Linked DNA regions of Homo sapiens: region 1 is linked to region 2. The links are chromatin loops, found by intact Hi-C in ENCODE. Cell type or tissue: gastrocnemius medialis. All regions are shown on one strand. Links, peaks and the distances in the headings refer to the core of each region. The heading gives the core; the rest is flanking DNA.

The links. A loop is a pair of places that touch in the nucleus more often than their neighbours do. Peaks named below come from ENCODE experiments on the same cell type or tissue, not always from the same donor. Only the 100,000 strongest peaks of a DNase experiment are listed, where the experiment ranks them.
Region 1: a loop joins it to region 2, with 2.1 times the contacts of the local background. A loop is called at or near these places in 4 of 110 quality-filtered maps.

The regions. Positions count from the first base shown.
Region 1 is chr9:35,006,552-35,019,369 of GRCh38, forward strand. It overlaps LOC105376025 (a long non-coding RNA gene), which reads right to left. Exons shown (of 4, transcript XR_929579.3): 3 at 8,214-8,387; 4 at 4,947-7,098. It also overlaps the pseudogene SYF2P2. Among named protein-coding and RNA genes, the nearest start is that of DNAJB5, 23 kb to the left of the region's middle. In gastrocnemius medialis, for the core only: no CTCF peak of the experiment used is centred there; no DNase peak of the experiment used is centred there; H3K27ac peaks cover 828 bases.
Region 2 is chr9:35,058,356-35,064,921 of GRCh38, forward strand. VCP (valosin containing protein) reads right to left here. Exons shown (of 17, transcript NM_007126.5): 6 at 5,799-5,930; 7 at 4,623-4,725; 8 at 3,862-3,995; 9 at 3,648-3,783; 10 at 3,222-3,334; 11 at 2,660-2,824; 12 at 2,446-2,568; 13 at 1,958-2,170; 14 at 1,138-1,446; 15 at 709-864. Among named protein-coding and RNA genes, the nearest start is that of VCP, 11 kb to the right of the region's middle. In gastrocnemius medialis, for the core only: no CTCF peak of the experiment used is centred there; a DNase peak (open chromatin) is centred at 2,448; H3K27ac peaks cover 1,083 bases.

The DNA.
Region 1 (12,818 bases), core at 4,051-9,050, 48 kb before region 2:
AAACTCTCCTTACAATTCCCCCATTTTACCTGTCCAAAAACCAGACAAGCCTTACAGGTTAATTCAGGATCTGCACCTTACCAACCAAATTGTTTTGCCTATCTACCCTGTGGTGCCAAACCCATATACTCTCCTATCCTCAATACCTCCCTCCACAACCCATTATTCTGTTCTAGATCTCAAACATGCTTTCTTTACTATTCCTTTGCACCCTTCATCCCAGCCTCTCTTCGCTTTCACTTGGACTGACCCTGACACCCATCAGGCTCAGCAAATTACCTGGGCTGTACTGCCACAAAGCTTCACAGACAGCCCCCATTACTTCAGTCAAGCGCAAATTTCTTCCTCATCTGTTACCTATCTCGGCGTAATTCTCATAAAAACACATGTGCTCTCCCTGCTGATCATGTCCAGCTGATCTCTCAAACCCCAACACCTTCTACAAAACAACAACTCCTTTCCTTCCTAGGCATAGTTAGATACTTTTGACTTTAGATACCTGGTTTTGCCATCCTAACAAAACCATTATATAAACTCACAAAAAGAAACCTAGCTGACCCATAGATTCTAAATCCTTTCCCCACTCCTCTTTCCATTCCTTGAAGACAGCTTTAGAGACTGCCCCCACCCTAGCTCTCCCTGACTCATCTCAACCCTTTTCATTACCCACAGCTGAAGTGCAGGGCTGTGCAGTCAGAATTCTTACATAAGGACCAGGATCACGTCCTGTAGCCTTTTTGTCCAAACAACTTCACCTTCCTGTTTTAGGCTGGCCATCCTGTCTCCGTGCAGTGGCTGCTGCCGCCCTAATACTTTAGAGGCCCTTAATATAACAAACTATGCTCAACTCACTCTCTACAGTTCTCATAACTTCCAAAATCTATTTTCTTCTTCACACCTGACACATATATTTTCTGCTCCCCGGCTCCTTCAGCTGTACTCACTCTTTGTTAAGTCTCCCACAATTACCACTGTTCCTGGCCCAGACTTCAATCCGGCCTCCCACATTATTCCTGATACCACACCTGTCCCCTATGACTGTATCTCTCTGATCCACCTGACATTCACCCCATTTCCCCATATTTCCTTCTTTCCTGTTCCTCACCCTGATCACACTTGGTTTATTGATGGCAGTTCCACCAGGCCTAATGGCCACACACCAGCAAAGGCAGGCTATGCTATAGTACAAGCCACTAGCCCACTTCTTAGAACCTCTCATTTCCTTTCCATCATGGCAATCTATCCTCAAGGAAATAACTTCTCAGTGTTCTATCTGCTATTCTACTACTCCTCAAGGATTATTCAGGCCCCCTCCCTTCCCTACACATCAAGCTCGGAGATTTGCCCCTACCCAGGACTGGCAAATTGGCTTTACTCAACATGCCCCGAGTCAGAAAACAAAAATACCTCTTAGTCTAAGTAGACACTTTCACTGGATAAGTAAAGGCCTTTCCTACAAGGTCTGAGAAGGCCACTGCTGTCATTTCTTCCCTTCTGTCAGACATAATTCCTCGGTTTGGCCTTCCCACCTCTATACAGTCCAATAGCAGACTGGCCTTTATTAGTCAAATCAGCCAAGCATTTTTTCAGGCTCTTAGTATTCAGTGAAACCTTTATATCCCTTACAGTCCTCAGTCTTCAGGAAAGGTAGAACGGACTAATGGTCTTTTAAAACCTCACCAAACTCAGCCACCAACTTAAAAAGGACTGGACAATACTTTTACCACTCTCCGTTCTCAGAATTCAGGCCTGTCCTCAGAATACTACAGGGTACAGCCCATTTGAGCTCTTGTATAGATGCTCCTTTTTATTAAGCCCCAGTCTCATTCCAGACACAAGACCAACTTGGACTGTGCCCCAAAAAACTTGTCATCCCTACTATCTTCTGTCTAGTCATACTCCTATTCACTGTTCTCAACTACTCATACATGCCCTGCTCTTGTTTACACTGCCAGTTTACACTGTTTCTCCAAGCCATCACAGCTGATATTGGTGCTATCCCCAAACTGCCACTCTTAACTCTTAAAGTAAATGAATAATCTTTGCTGGCAGGACTATGCTGAATCTCCTTAGGCACTCTCTAATTAGATGTCCTAAGTCCTCCCAATTCTTAGACCTTTAATACCTGTTTTTCTCCTTCTCTTATTCCGTTTAGTTTTTCAATTCATACAAAACCATATCCAGGCCATCACCAATAATTCTAAATGTTTCTTCTAACAATCCCACGATATCACCCCTTACCACAAAATCTTCAGCTTAATCTCTCCCAGTCTAGGTTCCCATGCCGCCCCTAATCCCGCTCGAAGCAGCCCTGAGAAACATCGCCCATTATCTCTCCATACCACCCCCAAAAATTTTTGCCATCCCAACACTTTACCACTATTTCGTTTTATTTTTCTTATTGATATAAGAAGACAGGAATGTCAGGCCTCTGAGCCCAAGCTAAGCCATCATATCCCCTGTGACCTGCATGTACACATCCAGATGGCCAGTTCCTGCCTTAACTGATGACATTATCTTGTGAAATTCCTTCTCCTGGCTCTTCCTGGCTCAAAAGCTCCCCTACTGACCACCTTGTGACCCCCACTCCTGCCCACCAGAGAACAACCCCCCTTTGACTGTAATTTTCCTTTACCTACCCAAATCTTATAAAACGGCCCCATCCCTATCTCCCTTGGCTGACTCTCTTTTCGGACTCAGCCTGCCTGCACCCAGGTGAAATAAACAACCTTGTTGCTCACACAAAGCCTGTTTGGTGGTCTCTTCACATGGACGCGCATGAAAATACTGTTCTAAATGTCCAGTTTTCAACAACTATAAGACATGCAAAGCAAAAAAGAGAATGGCCTATATACACACGTGAAGGGAAAAAAGCAATCAACAAAAAGTGACTCAGGAAGCCCAAACATTTGATTTACTAAAAAAACTATAAGTCAGCCTTGAAAAAAAAATTATAGAGGCAAGGTCTCACTATGTTGTCCAGGTTGTTCTCAAACTCCTGGCTTCAACAATCCCCCCACCTCAGGCTCCCAAAGTGCTAGGATTACAGGTGTGAGCCACTATGCCTAGCTAAATCTACTATTTAAAATATGTTAAAAAAAAAAAAAAACAAAACGAAGAAAAACTTTGTCTAGGCCAAGCAGTGGCTCACTCTGTAATCCTGGTGCTTTGGGAGGCTGAGGCAGGTGAATTGCTTGAGGCCAGGATTTCGAGACCAGCCTGGGTGACATGGGAAGACCCCATCTCTACAAATACAATGAAATAATTAGCAGGGAATGGTGGTACCTGCCTGTGGTCCCAGCTACACAGGAGTCTAAGATGGGAAGATGGCTTGAGCCCAGGAGATTGAGGCTGCAATGAGCCATGAGCCACTATGCTCCAGCCTGGATGACAAAGTAAGAACCTGTTGCCAACAAAAAAAAGACTAAAAACCTTAAGAGAAGTGTGGAAATAATGGCTCACTCAATAGAACTTATCAATAAGGAGGTAGAAATTATTTTTTAATAACCAAATAGAAACCCTGGGGTTGAAAAGTATAATAACTGAAATGAAAAATTTGATAGGAGCTCAAGAGCAGAGTTGAGAAGGCAGAATGAAAATCAGTGAACTTGAAGGTTCACTGATTATCCAATTTGAGAAACTGAGATTATCCAATTTGAGAAACAGAAAGAAAAAAGAATGATGAAAAATGAACAAAACCTATAAAACCTGTAGAACACCCTCAAGTATAAGAACATAAAAATAAATAACAATAGCCTGAGAAAGAGAAGAGAAAGGCATAAATATTTGAAGAAATAATGTTTGAAAACTTCCCAAATTAGATTAATCTACACATCCAAAAAGCTCAATGAGCTCCAAGCAGGATAAACAACAAGAGATCCACACCTAAACACAACATAATCAAACTGTCAAAGACAAAGAGAAAAATATCATCTTGAAAGAGGCAAGAGAAAAATGACTTTTCACATACAAGGGATCCTCAATAAGATTAACAGCTGATTTGTCATCAGGAGCCATCGAGAAGGCAGGGGATGGGCATACTAAGAGTACAAGAGAAAAAAGTCTATGCCCAGCAAAACTGTGTATCAAAATGGGGAGTTGGGGGGTACAGTATGGAGAAAAGCACTGCCATAGGACAGCTGAGACTATGGCTGAGAAGGTGTCAGTGGACAGCATGGAGAAGGAGGCTTTTGCAGCAGCTGAGGAGCTGGCCACTCAGAAGCATGAACCAAGACTGCACAAATTCTGGGAGCTGCACCTGAAAGAGACTGAAGCTTGGAAATTAAATCGCCAAGAAGTTGTGGAGGACGATAAAAGACTTAAAACTACCTGCAAACTGGGAAGTTAATAAGGCTCATTTCAAATGGGAATTGCAGGAAGAAGGAGAAAAAAAAAAGAATGTTCACAAAAAGACTATGAGAAAAGATACAGAAAGATGGGAGAGGAAAAGGAAAAACTCCAATCTGGGATTTTTACATTATGCCACTTCCCAGTTACACCAGTATCATTTGTTGACCAAGCAGATCAAACCTGACATAGAAATATATTAAAAACTAAGAGAAAAATATGGAGAGGAGTTCTATACAACATCTAACAGCCTTCTTCATGGAACATATTTGCCTTCCACAGAGAAAACTGATAGGACAGAAAAGCAAATTGAAAACTGAGATGAATATAGCTGGAGACACCCTTAGGATGATGATGCAGATATCAACTACTAAACATTTAAAGAATTAACAACAATCCTTCTTAAACTCTTCCAAAAAAATGAAGCAGAGAAAAACTTTCTAACTAATTCTATGAGGTTAGCATTACCCTGATACCAAAGGCAGATAAAGACATCATTAGAAAAGAAAATTACAGACCAATATCCTTTATAAATATAGATGATAAAATCCTCAATAAAATATTAGCAGGTTGAACTCAACAGCAAATTAAAATGATCATTCACCATAACCAAGTGGAATTTATTCCAAGAATGCAGGGGTGATTACACATAAGAAAATCAATCCATGTAACACATCATATTAACAGAATGAAGGGGAAAAACCAAATGATCATTTCAGTTGACACAGAAAAAGTATTTAACAAAATCTAACCTTTTAATGATAAAAATTAAGAAAACTAGGAATAAAGAGACCATTTCCCAACACGATATAAAGCATTTATGAGAAAGCCACAGCTAGCAGGATATCAATGATGAAATACTGAAAGTTTTCCCCCTAAGATCAGGAACAAGAAAAGGATGCCCTGCTATTCAATATTGTAATGGAAGTTCTAACCAGAGCTATTCAACAAGAACAAGTAATGGAAGGCATCAGCTGAGAATGGTGGCTTATGCCTGTCATCCCAGCACTTTGAGAGGCCAAGGTGGGAGGATTACTTGAAGCCAGGAGTTCAAAACCAGCCAGGGCAAACTTTTCCTGAGGGAAAGTTTGGAACTTCTTAGAGATTGATTAAGTGGTTGTGATCAAAATGTTCATACAAATATAGACAGTAAAGGCCAAGCTGACATCTCAGATACAAATTAAGAATTTATTAGGAACTGGACCAAACCTTGTTAGTATAAACAAAGAACTGGCTGCATTGTCTCCATGCTCTAGGACTCTGTAGAAGGTCAAACTTAAGAGTAAAGACCTAGGACATCTGGTGGAAGAAATTTCTAAGCAGCAAAGCCTTCAAGAAGTGGCGTGGCTGCTTTTACCTGCTTACAATCAGTTCCAGCAGGAAAAGAATCACCTATGAACCCAAAATATCTGAGACAGGTCTCAAACAATTTAGAAAGTTTAATTTGCCAAGGTTAAGGACACGCCCATGACACAGCCTCAAGAGGTCCTGATGACATGTGCCCAAGGTGGTTGGGATACAGCTTGGTTTTATACATTTTAGGGGGACATGAGACATAATATGTGTAAGATGTGCATTGGCTCAGTCAGGAAAGGTGGGACAACTCAAAAGTGGGATGGGGGTGAGGGTGGGCTTCCAGGTTATAGGTAGATAAAAGACAAAAGGTTGCATTCTTTTGAGTCCTTGATCAGCCTTTCACTGAATACACAATTTAGTCTGAGCCAGGCATGGTAGCTCACACCTGTAATCCCAGCACTTTGGGAGGCTGAGGCGGGTGGATCACTCGAGGTCTCTCAGGACCTCTCACTCTCAGGAGTTTGAGACCAGCCTTGGCCAACATAGAGAAACCCCTATACTAAAAATACAAAAATTAGCCGGGCATGAGGGCATGTGCCTATAGTCCCAGTTATATGGGAGGCTGAGGCAGGAGAATAACTTGAACCTGGAAGGCAAGGGTTGCAGTGAGCTGAGATTGCACCACTGCACTCCAGCCTGGGTGACAGGGTGAGACTCTGACTCAAAAAAAAAAAAAAAAAAAAGAAAAAGAAAAAAAAAGTTTAGTCTGTCTCAGTGTATCTGCATTTTTACATAAACAATAGGGCACAGGAAGCAATCGGATATGCAATTGTCTCAGGTGAGCAGAGGGATGACTTCCTGTCCCACATCTGTGAAAATAAGCTATCAGTTTACATTGCCAGGGTGAAATTCAACAGAACTGTTTCAGGGTAAAGATCTTGAGGCCCACAAGAAATTTCCTTGTGGGCAAATTGTGAGGGAGATTTTTTTTTTATCTTTGTAGCTGTCTTATTTAGGAATAAAATGGGAGGTAGGTTCGCCTGACATAGTTTCCAGCTTGACTTTTCCCTTGGCTTAGTGATTTTGGAATCCGAGATTTATTTTCCTTTCACATTTTTTCTGTTTCTTTTTAAAATCTTTCAGAAAGAGCATTTTAGAAGAAAATGAGTCTCCAGTCTCAGGTTTTTCTGATCACTTATAGCTAGGATGATCTATTCTAGACAGGTAGGTCTCACATTATTAGAAAAGCTCATTTTTAGCAGGTTGTAAAGTATCATGTTCTACAAACAGAAAATAGGGACAGAAAGAAAGAAAACAACAAACAAATGAAAAGATAGAGCCATTTTTCTCTGAAGTTCATACATCAGTAGGCTGGCATATAGGTTGCTGTTATTTTCTTCTGAAGTTTAAGTTGTGTAGCTTCAGTTCACAGGGTTTTAAGAAAGCACAGCATAACTTTTAGTGATTTCAAATCACAAAAAATGGAAAAAAAGGAAGGAAAGAAGAAAAAAATTGAAAATATTATTTTGAATACCTGTACCCCCCCAAAATTTTTAAATTCAGTCCAAACTAGAAAATAATAAAAATTGAAAAATATTAGGCAAGACTAGAATCTAATAACAGGTACACTATAGTTCACTTTGAAAAATAATTTTTCTCTCTCCAGTCCCCATTTTCACTAAATACAAATCATAGGACAAATTTATGCATAAAATAAGTGTTAGTCTTATTATACTTGGCCTGTGTATTTGCATGAAGTCAGCAAGAATAATTATGTGCTGGCTGGGCGCAGTGGCTCACACCTGTAATCCCAGCACTTTGGGAGGCCGAAACAGGTGGCTCACTTGAGGCCAGAAGTTCAAGACCAGCCTGGGCAACAGGGAGAAAACCCATCTCCACTAAAAATACAAAAACTAGCCAGGCATGGTGGCACATGCCTGTAGTCCAGATATTCAGGAGGCTGAGGCATGAGAATCACTTGAATCTCAGAGGCAGAAGTTGCAGTGAGCCCAGATCGTGCCACTGTACTCCAGCCTGGGCAACAGAGCAAGATTCTGTCTCAAAAAAGAAAAAATTATTTGCCATATAGGCTCTTTAAAAAAAAAAAAACTGGCTTTGCTGGAACTTTATTCCATAAGAAATTTCAGATTGGACTTGAGCCTAGCCTGTACCTGCAGATACCTGTATTAATTGGGTGAATTCCCAAGATAATTTGAGTCTCCTGGGCCTATCAGAAAGTGACTTTTTTTTTTTTTTTGAGACAAAGTCTCACTCTGTCACCCAGGCTGGAGTGCAATGGTGCAATATCGGCTCACTGCAACCTCTGCCACCTAGGTTCAAGTGATTCTCGTGCCTCAGCCTCCCAAATAGCTGGAATTACATGCACATGCCACCATGCCCAACTCATTTTTTTATTTTTAGTAGAGATGGGGTTTTGCTCTGTTGGCCTGTTGGCCAACTGGTCTCAAACTTCTGACCTTAAGTGATCCACCCACCTTGGCCTCCCAAAGTGCTGGGATTACAGGTATGAGGCACCACAGCTGGCCCAGAAAGTGACATGCTTTACTTACCACACGTCAGGAAACTGTACAGGAACTGTGTGGAAAGGCATGAGGCCAGCTTTCCCAAGGGGCTTTTATGACTCTGTAAGTCAACTTTGATTCCTTAAAGCAGTTGATTTATATCTGAAAGTAAGCCATTCCAATCAAAGCCTTGGTAAAATAACCAGTGTCTTCAATTGTATCCTGTTACAAAAGAAAACAGATTCTTATTGAACTTATGCAAATAACTAGACTGCTATAAATTAAGTATACTTGCTAATAGTTTTCAAATTCTGGAGAATTCAGGTAGAGGAATATGCTTCAGATTTTGCTCACGGGAATTTAGTTTACCCAATTGTTAAAAGCTGTAAATAGCTCAAAGAAAAAGGGTTTTCTGGACTCAGAAACAAAAGAATTACCAATGTTTCAAACAAAGTCATAAAAAGATTATTTCAGTTTTCCATTAGTTTAGTCCATGTAATTAACTCCGGTTCTGCTCAATGTTTATGAACACATTAACTGTCTACAGGAGTCTTAGATGTTTCTCCTCTATTCTAGTGTCACAATCTCCCAAGTTATCAGAAACCTGCATTCAAAAGCACCTGTCAGAGTCATATAGCTATTTATAAAATCACCTTTTGAAAAGGATAAAAGTAGGCTGGGCACAGTGGCTCATGTCTGTAATCCCAGCACTTTGGAAAGCTGAGGTGGGTGGATCACTTGAGGTCAGGAGTTTGAGATTAGCCTGGCCAACATGGCAAAACCCTATCTTTACTAAAAATACAAAAATTAGCTGGGCATGGTGGCATGCACCTGTAATCCCAGCTACTTGGGAGGCTGAGGTGGAAGAATCACTTGAATTCGGGAGGCAGAGATTGCATTGAGCCAAGATTGCACCACTGCACTCCAGCCTGGGTGACAGAGTATGACTCTTTCTCAGAAAAAAAAAAGGATAAAAGTAAAACAACTGTGGATGACAAAACTCTTAGAACAGTCATAGTTAGACAGGACTGACAAGGAAATTTAGTTACTTCTGTGGCATACAACAATTTTACATGATAAGCATAATTACTACTGACAACATATACTAAGACTCATCCGAGGCCAGGCATGGTGGCTCATGCGTGTAATCCCAGCACTTTGGGAGGCCGAGGTGGGTGGATCACGAGGTCAGGAGTTCGAGACCAGCCTGACCAACATGGTGAAACCCCATCTCTACTAAAAACACAAAAATTAGCCAGGCGTGGTGGCACGTGCCTGTAATCCCAGCTACTTGGGAGGCTGGGGCAGAAGAATCGCTTGAATCCAGGAGGCCGAGGTTGCAGTGAGCTGAGATCGTGCCACTGCACTCCAGCCTGGGCAACAGGACGAGACTCCATCTTAAAAAAAAAAAAAAAAGACTAGTCCCAATCACAGGAATCTGAAAAATGGTAAATACCATTTCATATTTGATAAAACTTCCTATATGATTTTATATCAAGCCAAATATGTCTTTTTTGCACTTCAGGAGACCTAATATCAAAAAAAATTAAGGGAAGCAAAGTCAGAATTTGATTTTGGAAAGTTTGTCAAATATAACACTTGATATCACAAAATAGGATCATGGTAAAATATTATAAAATAATTCTTTTTTTAGCCAAAATGATAACTCAAAGATTTCAAAAAGGAAAAATCTTTTATTCTTTGAGAAAAGAGACTTACTTTCCTAAACAATAAGCCCTAATAAAGACAGCATAAGAACAACTAAATCTCTCAAAATTTTATAAACAGGCTGGGCATGGTGGCTCATGCCTGTAATCCCAGCACTTTGGGACGCCAAGGCAGGTGGATCACTTGAGGTCAGGAGTTCGAGACCAGCCTGGCCAACATGGTGAAACCCTGTCTCCACTAAAAATACAAAAATTACCCAGGTGTGGTGGCATGTGCCTGTAGTCCCAGCTACTTGGGAGGCTGAGGCAGGAGAATTGCTTGAACCCAGGAGGCAGAGGTTGCAGTGAGTTGAGATTGTGCCACCGCACTCCAACCTGGGCAACAGAGCAAGACTCTGTCTCAAAAAAAAAATTATAAGCAAAATCTACTAAATTTTAGTCATTTGACCGTAAGATATAATTTCCATAAACCTTTCTATAACCTGTATAACCTTTTTTTAAGGAGTGTGCTAATGCTCTAAGAAAATGCTCAAAAACCAGCCATATGCTGGTTTTGCATCAGTGTGCCTTTGACATTAATGGTTAGGTTTATAGAGAACCAAACTAATTTAATCTCTCAACATCAGCCCTTACAATCTCATGCACCCAGCTCTTCCACAATAGTCCCTGAGCCTTGGGAAGTCGAATACGTTTAATTTCTGGCCCTGTGTCTCATGAAAGCAGTTTATTTTGATTGGCATCTTCTACCAGGTCTGAAGATGAGGCTTTAACTGCTGTCAGTATTTAAGATTGAGCAGGACTTAGTGTCCTTTTTAGACTCAAGAGTCAAACCCTGTAATTGAATGGCACAAAAACTTGAAAAGCACATACAGAAAGTTACACGGATGCAATAACTTTAATTTAGAATGTTTTTTCAGTTTTTTCTAAGCAAACCAAAACTTAATAGTAATGATATAGGAATTATTTCAATAAAACATAAAATCTGTTTGTTAGGCCAGTTACCAAAAGGCAAAAGCAAAGACCTTCTGCAGTGTAATTTCTGTTCCCTATGGGGAATCCATTTAGATAATCTGCAAGTCAAAACTAATGAAAATAGTACTTGAATTAGACATAGGAAGAATGTTTCCTGGGTCACAAGTAAAAATTTTCAGATTCATAGAACAATTTAAAGCCAAGAGCACAGGACACTATGTTAGAAGAAAACATTTCCTTTAGACCTTTAAGATAAAACATTTTTAGCATCAGGCCACAACAAATAATTAGAACCTGAGGGGAGAAAAACTTACAGGAGCTGAAAATGAGTTGAAGGAGAGTTATTATTTCAGGCCTTTTAAAAGGGGAGAGAAAGCTGAAAACAGCAAAATGCAATAAAAGTTGAACTTTGGGCTAAAAAAAAAATTAAAATCTCTTGTAATTTTATTAAGAGTAAATCAATACCTTAAGAAAATTTTGCTGTTCTAACCAATTCTTTAGTGTTTGTTTTTTTTAGATCAAAACCCAATCTCTAGAAAAAGTATTATAAATAGTTTCCCTTTAATTACAGACAACTTGATACAAATCATTTACAACATGCTTGGACTTCCTGTTTTATCCTAAACATCCCTCTTTCTTAAATAACCAGTCATTTTATTTCAGGACAAAATTTTACCACACGAGATTCTTTCTTACATAAAATTATTTTCCTTTTAACCTTTCTTGCCAAAAACAACTCTTTATATTTGTAACTTTCTTTACATTGCTCATATTTACTGACTACCTTTATCTTGTTTCATAAATAACTTTTAAATAACCTTGGAATTAGACAAAAATTATTTTCCTTTAAATAAGAACACATTTCTTTTTTTAGAAAAATGTTTTCCTATAACTTTTTAAAAGGAAATGACCCAGACATTTAATGAATATCTATTATTTAACTTCATATAACTTTAGATTTTAAATTATATGATAAGATCATTTATAAGCATTTATTCCATTACATTTACCTAATTAATTTTTAAAAATAGTTTACCCAGATTACTTATGAAAACTGTGATAGCTATCATTTAAAGTTATTTCCCTGATGGCCAGCCCAGTGGCTCATGCCTGTAATCCCAGCACTTTGGGAGGCTGAGGCAAGAGGATCGCTTGAGGCCAGGAGTTTGAGACCAGCCTGGCCAACATGGCAAAACACCACCTCTACTAAAAACACAAAAATGAGCTAGGCCATAGTGGTGCATGCCTGTAATCCCAGCTACTTGGGAGGCTGAGGCACAAGAATCACTTGAACCTGGGAGGCAGAGGTTGCAGGTTGCAGTGAGCCGTGATCATGCCACTACACTCCAGCAGGGGTGCCAGAGCAAGACTTTATCACAAACAAAGAAACAAACAAAAAGCAACAAAAATAAACTTATTTTCTTGTTAACTATTTGTTTTTGTTTTTGATTTCCTTCGACTTTTAAGTTCTGAGGCACATGTGCAGGATGTGCAGGTTTATTATATATGTAAACGTGTGCCATGGTGGTTTGCTTCACAGATCAACCCATCGCCTTGGTATTAAGTCCAGCATCCATTAGCTATTCTTCCTGATGCTCTCCCTCCCACTGAGAAGCCCCAGTGTGTGTTGTTCCTCTCATGTGTCCATGTGTTTTCATTGTTCAGCTCCCACTTATAAGTGAGAACACGCAGTGTTTGGTTTTCTGTTCCTGCGTTAGTTTGCTGAGGATAACAGCTTCCAGCTCCACCCATGTCCCTGCAAAGGACATGATCTCATTCCTTCTTATGGCTGCATAGTATTCCATGGTGTGTATGTACCATGTTTTCTTTATCCAGTCTATCATTTATGGGCATTTGTGTTGATTCCATGTCTTTGGTATTGCAAGTAGTGCTGCAATGAACATACACATGCACGTTTTCTTTATAACAGAATGATTTATATTCCTTTGGGTATTTACCCAGTAATGGGATTGCTGGGTCAAATGGTATTCCTGCCTCTAGATCTTTGAGGAAT
Region 2 (6,566 bases), core at 386-5,385:
GACAGAGATCTTACCTTTATGGAACTTACAAACACATGAATTTGCCTTTTCATTTTGGGAGGTCTGTGGACCCTATCCCTTCCCCAACCATCAGGGATAAGTATATGAGTCTCATCTCAGCTCAAAACCTTGCTCTGTGGTTCACGCCTGTAATCCCAGCACTTTGGGAGGCCGAGGTGGGCACATCACAAGGTCAGGAGATCGAGACCATCCTGGCTAACGTGGTGAAACCACGTTTCTACTAAAAAAAAAATACAAAAAACTAGCCGGACATGGTGGCATGTGCCTGTAGTCCCAGCTACTCGGGAGGCTGAGGCAGGAGAATCGCTTGAACCTGGGAGGCAGAAGTTGCAGTGAGCCAAGATCGTGCCACTGCACTCCAGTCTGGGCAACAGAGTGAGACTTCGTCTCAAAAAAAAAACAAAAAACAAAAAACAAAAAAAACCTTGCTGTGTTTGCTGCACTCTCATACTTTGATTTCCCTCATGGAGCTTGGTTCAGACTGAGAATGGAGCCTGACCATCTCTTCTCGGCCTTATTCCAAATTGAATGGATTCACCTCAGCATTCTTTATCTTTGATGCCCTATTAAAATTCTTCTCAGTTAGATGATCTTTCCAACAGCTTCTACTCTCAACTCCAGGGCATGGTGGTGGCTGCTGCCTGGCTCTCCATGATTGGCACATCTGGGGAAAGGATGCAGACTCACCATGGCTGATGGGTTTGTCTGCCTCTCTCGTTCTCGCCTAATCTCACTCTCGATGGATTCACGGATGGCCAGCTTGCAAGCACGCTGGCAAATCTCTGTCAGGTCAGCTCCAGAGAAGCCATTAGTCATTTTAGCCAGGAACTCCAAGTCCACATCCTAAAAGCAGCAGCAGAGGTACCTTAGCATTTAGCCTCTCCTCTCGAGATACGCAGATCTTTGGGCTACCCGAGCACTCCCAACTACAGTTTGCCCCTTCTTTGGCCACCCCATTTTATTCCTGATTCTAGATTATCTTGATATCCTCAAAAATTCTACCTTCCCTTTAGACCAACCCTAACCCCAGTGGAATCTTGTCCAGAAACTAAAGAGCACTCCGTACCAGCCTGAGGACTCATGCAAGTCTCCCACAGCCCATGATCTTGCACCTGCCTTGGCAACTGGGGACTTGCGCAGGTTAGCCTTGAGGATGGCAACACGGGACTTCTCATCAGGAAGTGGGATGTAGATGAGCTGATCAAGACGGCCAGGTCTGAGGATGGCAGGATCAATGATGTCAGGCCGGTTGGTAGCGCCAATGATGAACACATTTTTTTTTGTGGACATGCCATCCATTTCTGTCAGGATCTGGTTGATGACTCGGTCAGCAGCCCCACCACCATCTCCAATGTTACCTCCACGAGCCTTGGCAATCGAATCCAGCTCATCAAAGAATAGCACACAGGGGGCAGCTTGGCGGGCCTGTAGGAGGAATGGATTGATTCAAGCACTAACAAAACTAGATGTCTCTAGGCAAACGTGGTGGCTCACACCTGTATTCCCAGCACTTTGGGAGGCCAAGGTGGGAGGATCACTTGAGGCCAGAAATCCGAAACCAGCATGGGCAACATACTGAGACTTTGTCTCTACAAAAAATAAAAAATTAGCCAGATGTGGTGACGCATGCCTATAGTCCCAGCTACTCAGGAGGCTGAAGTAGGAGAATTGCTTAAGCCCAGGTTTCAAGGTTACAGTGAGCCATGACTGTACCACTGCCCTCCAACCTGGGCAACAGAGCCAGACCCTGTCTCAAGAGAGAGAGAGAGAAAAAAAAAATAACACTAGGTCTCTCAGACCTCAGAAAGAAAATCAAGTGACTTACTGTGCAGTTGAGCAGCCAGCACTAAGAATATTTCAACCCTCTTAAAGAAAAACAGCCTCTATTCCTTGCCCTCAGGCAAATCAATACATAGTTCAGCCTATTGTAGCTCACCTTGTCAAAGATTTCTCTGACATTGGCCTCAGACTCCCCAAACCACATGGTGAGCAGCTCAGGACCCTTGATGGAGATGAAGTTGGCCTGGCATTCATTAGCAATGGCTTTGGCCAACAAAGTTTTCCCACAGCCAGGAGGTCCATAGAACAGAACTCCCTTGGAAGGTGTCATGCCAAACTTCAGGAATTTGTCTGGGTGCTCCACAGGATACTAGGAGGAAAAGGAAAGAGGGTTCAAGGCTACCTCCACATTTTGAAAGAAACCTAACTAAACAGAAGCATCCCCTCCATTATTTCATGGTGTACCCAATGGTATCAGATCCAGGTTCTCTAGAAGAAGACTCCTTAGTGCCTCAAACCTAAGAACAGTAGGTTCCTAAGTCGTGCTCTCACAACTCTTGCAGCAAATGTGTTGACACCCTGAGATCACCCAGATCAATTACAATGTACTGAGACAGTGACTCACCCTGGACCAAGTTGCCCTACCTGGACCAGCTCCTGTAGCTCACGTTTGACATCCTCTAGGCCCCCGATGTCTTCCCAGGTTACCTGTGGCACCTCTACCACGGTTTCCCGCAGTGCTGATGGGTTACTCTGGCTCAAGGCCCACTAGAAAAGGAGGGAAAACTGGGGATGAGACTTATCAAGGGAGGGGTCAAAGCACGTATGTGTGTACCTGAGGCACGGGTGTGGTCCTTACCCGGAAGTCATCCATAGTAACTGCTAGAGAGTTCATGACCTCGGCATCAATGGTCTCATCCTCTAGGTCAATGAGATCCATCTTCTTGCGGATGGCTTGCAGAGCAGCCTCTGAGCACAGGGCTGCTAAGTCAGCACCCACATGCCCGTGAGTCTCATTGGCTACCTGCAGAGAAAGATCTACTTACTATGCTGCCTCAAAGACCCAGCTGCTGCAGGAGGCTCAGAGACAATAGAATCCTTCCCCTGACTGCTATCCCTGGGTCCTCTCATTTCCTTGAATATATACTATCAATACCTTTATGGGCTGGGTTTTAAGTACTTAATTCTGGACTTGGGACCTAGAAATAAGGCTGCTCCAACAATTCTGATTTACTCTAAATGCAGCGTCAACTATGAAAAATGCCAACTCCCATTTCCTGGATTCAATCTCAGATTACTTCCTTTCCCCTGTCCAGAAATCAAAACCCATCTCCTCACATCTTAACCTTATGTCTCTAGCCAGTTCCCAGCAACTGCCTAGAGACACTGTAACGCCTGGTCAGCCATCATCATCACTTCACCTGTTCCAGGTCCACATCATCTGCCAGCTTCATGTTCTTGGTATGGATCTGAAGAATCTCTAAGCGTCCTGTAGCATCAGGAATTCCAATATCTACCTCCCTGTCAAAGCGACCTGTGGGACAGTACACAAACATAAACAGGGCTCATCTCTAGTCCAGAGGTAAGAGACAGGCCTAGGGTGACCAACCATCTCAGCCAGCACAGGATTGTCCTAATGCCAGCACTAAAAAAGTCTCAAGCTCTGGGAAACCTTTCAGTCTCAGGAAAACCAGGGTGGTTGGTCACTCTAGACAGGACGTAGGGTAAAGGAAAAAGACCCCTGGACCCAATCACTGTGAAGGGCTTCAAGAGGATTAGGTGACTTAGATGAAGGAGAGAAGTAGGACCTAAGCAAGGACGGGGTCAAAAGTATCTGGAGTCCTTACCAAATCGCCGTAGAGCTGGGTCAATGCTGTTGGGTCTGTTGGTTGCTGCCATAACAATCACATGTGCCCTCTGCTTTAGGCCATCCATGAGGGTCAACAACTGTGATACAATGCGCCGCTCCACCTCGCCATGAGTCTGCCAGAACAGGATGTCTGGTCAGAAGTGAAGTCAGGGCCTTTCAACCCCCCTCTATCCCCTCAGGTAAGCTCCTACTTTCTCTCTTTTGGGAGCGATGGCATCTAGCTCATCAATGAAGATGATGGCAGGAGCATTCTTCTCAGCCTCCTCAAAGGCTTTACGAAGGTTGCTCTCAGACTCACCAGCCAATTTGCTCATGATCTCAGGACCTGAAAGGATACAGAATGGAGACAATAACAAAATGATAGTCTTTCCCAATTCCTCCCAAAAATCAGTTATCTTGCTTGTTTGGCCCAGAGACAGGTCCTGGGTGAGAAGGTGGTAACCTCTGCCTACTTCTCACATCCTCTACCAGCCATTATCCCAGGACAGCCACCAGGCAAGGCTGGAGAGAAGCCCAGGGACTCACTATACTCTTCTCACAGTTGAACTGTAAAGGTGACAGCAAATGCTCTAGGACCTCTGGCTAGAGCAAGAGAGATGGCACACCAGATGGCACACCACTAAACAGCATTCTCCAAGAGCCAGTGATCAAAGTTCATTTGCCCCAAACCCTCTCAAATCACTAACCATTCACCCTTTGATTTCTCATTCTAGCTTGCTCCCGCTCTGCAGTCTGTCCACAATCTTTCTCAAAGGGGGCAGGACAGGGAGCACCAATGTAAAATATCTTCCCTTTATTGCTCTTCTGTCTGTAACATACCCCAGCATAAGAAATATGCTATAAACATGAAGGAGGGCATGGGTGCAAAAAGGATGTGTTCATAAGTGCTCCAGCTCATAAGCCCAGTTCAAAATTGGGTCTAGCTAGACATAAGATGAACCAAATATCTCACCATTGATCAAGAAGAAGAAGGCTCCAGTCTCATTTGCTACAGCTCGAGCAATCAGGGTCTTTCCTGTTCCAGGAGGTCCGTAAAGCAGGATTCCTCTAGGAGGCTGTGGACCAATGCAGAGTGTGATTAGGTTCCCACCTTCTCCCAAACCCTAAAATGGCTTGACTAGCGCTCCAGAGAGGGTGAGAATCAGGCTTCAACCCTGACAATATTAAGAATAAGCCCTCCGCAGTAAATGCTAAGAAGACAATTACTTTAGGCCACACTCATTTCTATTACTAGCAGGGAAAATACTGCTAGAAAGTGGGCAACATTTATGATTGCAACTTGCATAGGAGACTAAGGGCAGAGAAACTGTAGTCCAAATGCGTTTGAAGATACATGACTAGGGAAAGGCAAGAGGCCATTACACTAAGGGCTCAATTTTAGACAGACCAAGGGCCAAAGACTAGCTAAGCCATTTAAGAGAGCAGGGTCTATTTTCTTCATTGCCAGAGGATCACTCACTCCAGTAATCATGCCCTCCAGAATTTATCACACTGGAATGCTGTTCCTTACAATCATCATTTTTCTTCTTCAACACTACCCTTTCTATGGCCTCATCCACAAGCAGAACATGTAAACTGTCCACATAGAAAATGAAATTATTTGTGTGCCACCCACTAGGAAAATGAGTAACTTCATCTTCAGTGTGTTCCATGGAAACACTTTCCCACTAGGAAAAGATTGAGAAGCTACACTCTAGACCAATAGTTCTCAAATGTTTTAGACTCAGAACCCTTTAACACTCTGAAAATTTCCTTAACTTCCTTACTTCTACTGGGTGACATTGCTCTAGACAGGCTGGCAAACTATGGTGAGATTTGTTTTTACAGGGTCCATTGATACAAGAATGGCTTTTATATTCTAAGAGTTGTAAAGAAAAACCCATATATATATGTGTGTGTGTTTTGTGCGCACACGCACACAACAGACAATTTGATTAGCCTACTCTGGTTTTAGACCATCAGCTCTAATGAATTTAGAGCCTTAGGTAAACTAAAGGATACGTTATTGCCCCTCTAATCCAAGGCAATAATGAAAGCCATGCATGAAAACAGTCCCAGGATTAGACATTGGGACAGGATTAGACATTGGCACCACTTTAGACTTGATTCCAGAGCCCAGGATGCTCACCTTCACACCAATTGCCTTAAAGAGGGCAGGATGTCTCAGGGGCAGTTCCACCATCTCCTTTATCTGAGCTAGCTGCTTCCTGCAGCCACCAATGTCATCATACCCTACTTCATTCAAGGACTCTTCCTCATCCTGAATATGGAGGAGATAAAGAAAGGAGAAGGCAAGAATATTATATCAGCAAAAGCTGAGTTTCTCTAAATCATTCCACTACCTAGTGTGCAAAAACCTACCGTATAAGAAGATTCTCAACCCGGCATGGTGGCTCACATCTGTAATCCCAGCACTTTGGGAGGCAGAGGTGGGAGGAATGCTTGAGTCCAGGAGTTCCTGGGCAATACAGCAAGACTCCATCTCATTAAAAATTAAATTAAATTTAAAAAAGATTCTCCTCTAAAGGGATCCGGCCTCAAAGAACAACTACAAAAATCCCAAGGCAAAGATTTCTAGCACAGTCCTTGCCTCTCACATTACTCGTAGTCTTACTGAGAAGGGGTCTCTAAAATCTGAAGCTGGAAACCCTGGGAATGGGCAGAGGCCTGAAGCCACCATCAGCTTTACTTCAAAAATGATTTCAATCACTTATATATTTTGGGTTCAGTCTAGTTTTTTGAAATTCCTGGCATTAGGTAAATCCAAGAAACAATTAGGCCCAGAAATGAATAGCTGGCAGGTTTCTCATCCCTGAAAGATGGTTAGTTCTCCAAAGAACACCCAGTCTTTTTCTTTTTTGAGACAGAGTCTCACTCTGTCACCCAGGCTGGAGTG